2 separate regions of the Homo sapiens genome follow, and region 1 is linked to region 2. Evidence: chromatin contacts called from ENCODE Hi-C data. All regions are on one chromosome and are shown on one strand. Each heading gives the region's core, a stretch centred on a gene start or an enhancer-like site at or near the end of the contact. The rest is flanking DNA. Distances are from core to core; before and after follow the strand shown. Region 1 overlaps CRYBB1 (crystallin beta B1). Region 2 overlaps GRK3 (G protein-coupled receptor kinase 3).

The links. A loop is a pair of places that touch in the nucleus more often than their neighbours do. Pooled maps may share reads with other maps.
Region 1: a loop to region 2 is called in a pooled map, with 3 times the contacts of the local background. The contact joins two enhancer-like sites. A Hi-C loop is called at or near these places in 2 of 50 pooled maps.

The regions. Positions count from the first base shown.
Region 1 is chr22:26,608,644-26,611,926 of GRCh38, forward strand. The region is part of intron 3 of CRYBB1 (crystallin beta B1); the gene reads right to left. It also overlaps a transcript of CRYBA4 not described here. Among named protein-coding and RNA genes, the nearest start is that of CRYBB1, 7.7 kb to the right of the region's middle. RefSeq lists an enhancer at 1,637-2,016 and a silencer at 2,627-2,696. Within about 2 kb of position 1,833, at least 5 of the 41 ENCODE cell types and tissues checked have a DNase peak (open chromatin) inside an H3K27ac peak, as active enhancers do.
Region 2 is chr22:25,655,494-25,658,631 of GRCh38, forward strand. All of the region lies in intron 3 of GRK3 (G protein-coupled receptor kinase 3), which reads left to right. Among named protein-coding and RNA genes, the nearest start is that of MYO18B, 85 kb to the right of the region's middle. Within about 2 kb of position 1,503, at least 3 of the 41 ENCODE cell types and tissues checked have a DNase peak (open chromatin) inside an H3K27ac peak, as active enhancers do.

The sequences.
Region 1 (3,283 bases), core at 583-3,082, 950 kb after region 2:
AAAATGTGTTTATTTGTGGTTAGCAGGATCATTTTAAATGAAATATATTAAATGAACGACAGTCTCGGAGGTACAGGGGTAAGGGAAAAATTGATACAGGTGTTTGCATCCTTGCTGGGTAAATACTGGCCTGGTATTCGGGAGATACTCAGTAACTAGTATGAGGCAATGGGAAGGGAATGATGGTAATATCTACCCTCAGATACCTATGGTAATATAATGTGATAGCGCTTATGAAGATGCTAGGTTCCTTACATGGACTAATTAGAAGTTTGAAATTAGATGGAAGATTTTCCTGGCTTTCCCAGTGAAGATTGATTAAGGACAAGAAGTGAGCTTGTGTTACAGGGACCAGGGATTGTGGCAGTGCAGGTGGGGTAGATAAGACAATCCCCATTCCGTAGATGAGAAAGCTGAGACTAAGGAACTCCTTGACCTTTGCTCCCCGTGTGTTCAAGAGTTCTTAGGAAAAAAGAGACGGATGAGGGGACACTGACACTAGCATCTTCTCCCAGGGGGCTGCTGGGACCCTGCTCTCCCCAGAAGGAGACAAGGATGATGGGCTATCACCATGGGCTGAGACAGAATGCATCACAGGAGCCTCAGGTCTTTGTCTGAGAGATGAGTTAACCACACTGGAGTAAATTAAAGATATGTTTGTCTTCCCAGAATAGAGTTGCATTTGCCTCAGCCCTGTCTGGTCTGGAGTAGAAGAGAAATAAATGGGAGAATAGATGGATGGATGGACAGATGAATGGGTGGATGGATGGGTGGATGAAAGGATGGTTGAATAGATGGATAGGTGGATGGGTAGATGGACAGATGAATGGATGCATGGATAAAGGGATGGATGAAGGGATGGTTGAATTGATGGATAGCTAGATGGGTAGATGGATGGGTGGGTAGATGGATAGATTTATAGATGGATGGGTGGGTGATGGAGAACACATGGTGGGTACGTGTGTATAAATGGAGAATGGATGTATGTATGGATAGATCAATAGACGAATGGGTAGATGCATGGGTAAGTAGATGGATGATGAATAAATGGGTGGATAGACGCATGGGTGAATAAGAAGGGAGCCTTGGAAGGTGGTTTCATGTAGGAGTTAAGAGGACAGACCCTGGAAACAGACAGACCTGAATTCTAATCCAAGCTTTGCCATTTGCTGCATGCATTTGGGCAGCACTTACACCTGCTAAGCTTTAGTAACAGAGAAGAAATGATACATCTACTTTGTTGCATCTACCTTGTTGGGAGATTATGAGGGCCTAAAAGAGGGAATGCATGGAACAGATACAGCACAGAGTAAGCCTCCAAATTAATACTGTTCCTGATTAAAGGGAGAAGGAAACTGGAGGTCTAGGCTTCTGGAAAAACAGACACTGATGTGGTCTTGCCACCATGCCCAAGTCCCCCTAAAATCTCCCCTATCTTCTTCAGCAGGACCAGTGAGGATCTAAATTTTAAATGTTTATATCTATGCCTTTTCTTATCTCCCATGGCTCATTTCAACCCGCAAGCAGGGAGAGAGGGTAGGGCAGGAATTTTAATTTATAAGATATGGAAACTGAGGCTAAGAGGGGTTAAGTCCCCAGCCTAAGGTCACATGATGGTGTTGGGTGTCAGGCTGCAGTCTCCTGGGTTTCAGGCAGGCAGGCCTCCTCACTTTCCCCATGCCTACCTCACCCTCTTCATTCTTTTTTTCCCATGGCCCTGCCAGCGCCCACACAGACCCAGGCCCCCGGACCACAGGCCCGTTTCCATGCCCATCAGGCACGGCTCCAAGGCACACGTCAGACACCAGCTGCATCTTTGTTTGAGGAGAAATACTCTGGGTTTGAGTCACTGGTACCAAAAAAAGCCTGAAAACCCATGCTGGCCACATCCGGTAGCTTCTGCTTCCAGCTGGGTTTTGGGGCTGAGGGTGGAGCTGAGGCTGCGTTGACCACACTGAGGGTGCAGGAGGTAGAAATGGTCCCGGGTAGCCTCCAGGATAAGTTGGCTAAATTCACCGGGCAGGGAGGTGGGTACGTGACCATCAGAGTCACCTGCCATGTTTGGGTGCCCACAAGGTAACAGGCCCATGCTGTATGATCTCCCTCAGACCTCAGCATAATCCTGTGAGGAGTGGTGAGGGCCATCCTTCTCCCCATTTCAAAGATGGGGAAACTGAGGCTTGCACACTGAACAAGGCAAACAGGGGAAGTCAGGACTCAAACCCAGGCTTGTCTGACCTCAAAGCTCATCTCGGAATGGGCTCAGAATACAGGATGACTGGAACCCTTGCAGGCTTTCAAAGTGGGGGAGACAAGAGCAAACGAGCTGCGTGGATCTTGTCCTGGGGCTGCCCCTCCACCCTGACCTCAGCACACACAGGCTGGACATAGGGCAACCACTCTGCCCAAGGATGACTATCCCTGTTTTATATGGGAGTCACTAAGGCCCAGAGACACCCACAGAGACAGGAACAGGCAGTGAAGCATGGTGATTAAGAGCTTTAGGAATGAACTCAATCAACCTGAGTTGAATCCTGGCTGTGCCACTTACCAATAGGTGACCTTGGGTAAGAGACTCACCCCCTCTGAGCCTCAGTCTTTCCATCTGTCAAGTGGGCATAAGAATAGCCTCTGCCTCCTACAGCACTGTGAATCATCTAGGTGTGGTCCCGAGTCAGTGCCTGGCACCTGGTGGGTGTGCCACAGATGCTTATCATTACTCCCAGGCAGCTGGACGCCCAGGAGAGGGGACAGCGAGTGGACACTTCACTCTTTGACCTCTCTCAGCCCTCGGTAATGGGCTAGAGTTTGTTTTTTTTTTTTTTGTTTTTTTTTTTTTTTTGAGACGGAGTCTCGCTCTGTCGCCCAGGCCGGACTGCAGACTGCAGTGGCGCAATCTCGGCTCACTGCAAGCTCCGCTTCCCGGGTTCACGCCATTCTCCTGCCTCAGCCTCCCGAGTAGCTGGGACTACAGGCGCCCGCCACCACGCCCGGCTAATTTTTTGTATTTTTAGTAGAGACGGGGTTTCACCTTGTTAGCCAGGATGGTCTCGATCTCCTGACCTCGTGATCCACCCGCCTCGGCCTCCCAAAGTGCTGGGATTACAGGCGTGAGCCACCGCGCCCGGCCGGGCTAGAGTTTTTGCTATAGTAGAAGCAGCATTTCTCCAGAGCCCAGAACCATGGCTTACTGCCAGTGTGATCTTATGCTAATTGGATCACCTCTCCGAGCCTCAGTTTCCTCATCCGTAAAATGAGATTGAGAACAATTCCTCCCTCTTCA
Region 2 (3,138 bases), core at 253-2,752:
TCCGTCTTCTGTGATGGCTGACTCCTCTGATTCTTACACTGTTTGTTGTCTAATGCTCATGTCATGCCTACCATGTGCCTGCTGCTTGTGTGTGTGTGGTCAGCATTTTCATCTGGACCATTATTTGACTCATCAGCAGAAGACCTAGCTAGGATCTAGGTGCAACGGTGCCTCTTACTTGCTGTGGGATATGGGGCAAGTCATTCAGCAAACCCTGAAGTATCTACCTTATGTCAGACCCTGAGCTTACAAATGCAGACACTGTCCCTGTACTTGAGGCTGTCATAGTATGAGGGCTTCATATCTGAACTTCAGTTACCTCATCTATAAAGTGAGGCTAGTGATCGTCTTCTGCTTACTTCACAGGCTAACTGTGAGTTTCAAATAGGACACCAGATGAACAATTGCTTTCTAAACCATAGTGTCTATAATATGCTGTTCCGTTACGTGCAGCATAGTGGTTGAAAGTTCTAGTGCTGAACTCTGACTGCCTGGATTTCAACTCTACTGCTTACTAGTTGTGTAAACTTGGGAAAGCTTTTCTCTACCTGGGTTTCCTTAGCTAAGAACTGGAATGATTATAGTACCTGTCTTGTAGGGTGGTTGTGTGTATACACAACACACATAGAACAGTGATGCCCCACAGCTACTGCTCTGTGTGTTGATTTATATACTTCTTATTCCAGTTAGATTTTGAGGCAGCTTATAGAAATATGTACATTATGCCTAGATTTAAAAATAAATAATGGGAAAGAGAAAATAAATATTATTCCAAGGTAAAGTTACTATATAGATTTTTTCACTGATTCAACCAATATTTATTTATTATTTTTTAAATTTTGAGACAGGGTCTCACTCTGTCACCCAGGCTGGGGTGCAGTGGTGCAATCATGGCTCCCTCTAGTCTTGAACTCCTGGGCTCAAGTGATCCTCCTGCCTCAGCCTCCTGAGTAGCTTAGATAACAGGGTGTACCACCACACCCAGATACTTTTTTTTTAATTTTAAAAATTTTTGTAGAGATGAGGTCTCACTGTGTTGCCCAGGCTGGTCTTGAATTTCTGGCCTTAAGTGATCCTCCCCCCATAGCCTCCCAAAGTGCTGGGATTATAGGCATGAGCTACTACTACTCCTGGCATAACCAATATTTATTAAACACCAACATTATGCCAGACACTGTTCAGATGAACAGATACAAAGAACTTATCTCTTTGAGCTTGTATTCTGGTTGAGAGAAACAGACAAGAAACAAATAATAAACAGGAAATGTACCTGGAAGTAAAAACTGCTATGTAATGACTCAAAACCTACTCAAAACTCAGCATGTTGTATTGTGACTTGGTGACCACTTTAGATTGATGGGTCAAAGACTGTCTGAGGAGATGACATCTAAACCCAGGTTTGAATGTTAAAGAGGCTGGTCTTTTGAAGATGGAAGCTTGGTGAGGGGGAGAGCATTTTAGGCTAAAGTTGTGGCCAAGACAGAGCCCCTAACATGGTAGGAAAGAACTGGGCATGTTTGGGGAACTGAAACAGGACTAGTGTGGTCTGGTTGTACTGCATGAAGAGAGGGGCAGGTAGTGTGAGATAAGATCAGGTTGAAGAGAGAGGCAGAGTGTTTGGGGCCAGAGTAACACATTTACATTTTATTCTAATGCCCGTGGAAAAATTAAAACAGAGGAGTATTAGGTGTCATGTTTTATAAGTATCAGTTAGGTCAAGGTAGTTGATATGATACCTTCTACATCTCTTTTGATTTTATATCTAGTTGTTCTATCAATTGCTGAGAAAAGGGTGTTAAAATTTTCAACTATGATTGTAGAATGTCTGTTTCTTCTTTTATTTTGTCCATTTTCTCCATAATTTTTGAAGCTCTGCTATTGAGTACAGAAACATTTTTGATTGTTGTGTCTTTCCATATGAAATGTGTCTATCTCTGGTAATATTCTTTGTCTTGAAATTGACTTCACTGGATATTAATACAGATGTAGACACTTCAGTCTTATGCTTACTATTTTCATGAGGTATCTTTTCCCATCGTTCTACTATCAATTTGTTTTTATATATAAAGTGTGTTTCTTTTAGACAGATATAAAAGTGTCTTGATTATTTTTTTCCCTCATTCTGACAGCCTCTGCTTTTTAGTGAAGTAATTTTAGATATTGTATTTATCCTTTGTGGAGTTTGCTGAGTTTCTTGAATCTGTAAATTTATATATATATTTTTTACCAAATCTGGGAAAATTAGGGGCCATTACTTCTTAAAGGATTATTTTTCTACCTCAATCTTTCTTTCCTCTCCTTTTAAGACTGATTATATATATATTTGATATTTGGATATTATCTGTCCTATATATCCTGGATGCCCTGTCTGAGTTTTCCCCCAATATTTTTTCTTTCTTTTCTTTAGATTGGATACTTCCTGTGGATTTGTCTTCAAATTTATTGGCATTTTCTTTTGGCATCTCTAATCTGCCATTCCATTGAATGTTTTTTTCAGATACTCTATTTTTTACTTCTGACATTTTTATCTGGTTCTTTTCATAGTTATTTTCTGCTGCTATTTCCTATCTTTTTATTCGTTACATGAATATTTTCTGTTAACATCCTTTCTGTTATGTCCAGTTATAATAGCTGCTTTAAAATCCTTGTCTGATAATTCTAACATTTGGGCTATCTTGGATTGGTTTTCATTGATGGTTTGTCCTCTTGCATATGGGTCACATTTTCTGTTTCTTCATCTGTAGAATAATTTTAGCTTGTATCTTGAACATGTGATTGATACATTGTGGATACTCTAAACTCTGTTATGCTCCTCCAAGGTGTATGGATTTTTTCATCTGTTCGTTGAAGAATACAGTTAACTTGGCTTACTCAAACTCTGAGCCCTGTCCTCTCTGCAGTGGTGGAAGATGAATCTTGTTCAGTTCTTTAAGGCTCAGCTAGGCTGCTTAGGGTCTGTCATGCTCATGTGTCATTATGGGGCCCACCAGGGATTTTGACTGGATTTATACATAGAATTTTGGAGCTTTCCTTCTGTGGCTCTTTATTTTCTTACAGTTTCTGTTGGATGCCCTTTTCCATTCTCTGTGTTCCTTTGGTCACTCTTCAGTGCTTATTGTCTATGTGTCCAGAATTTTA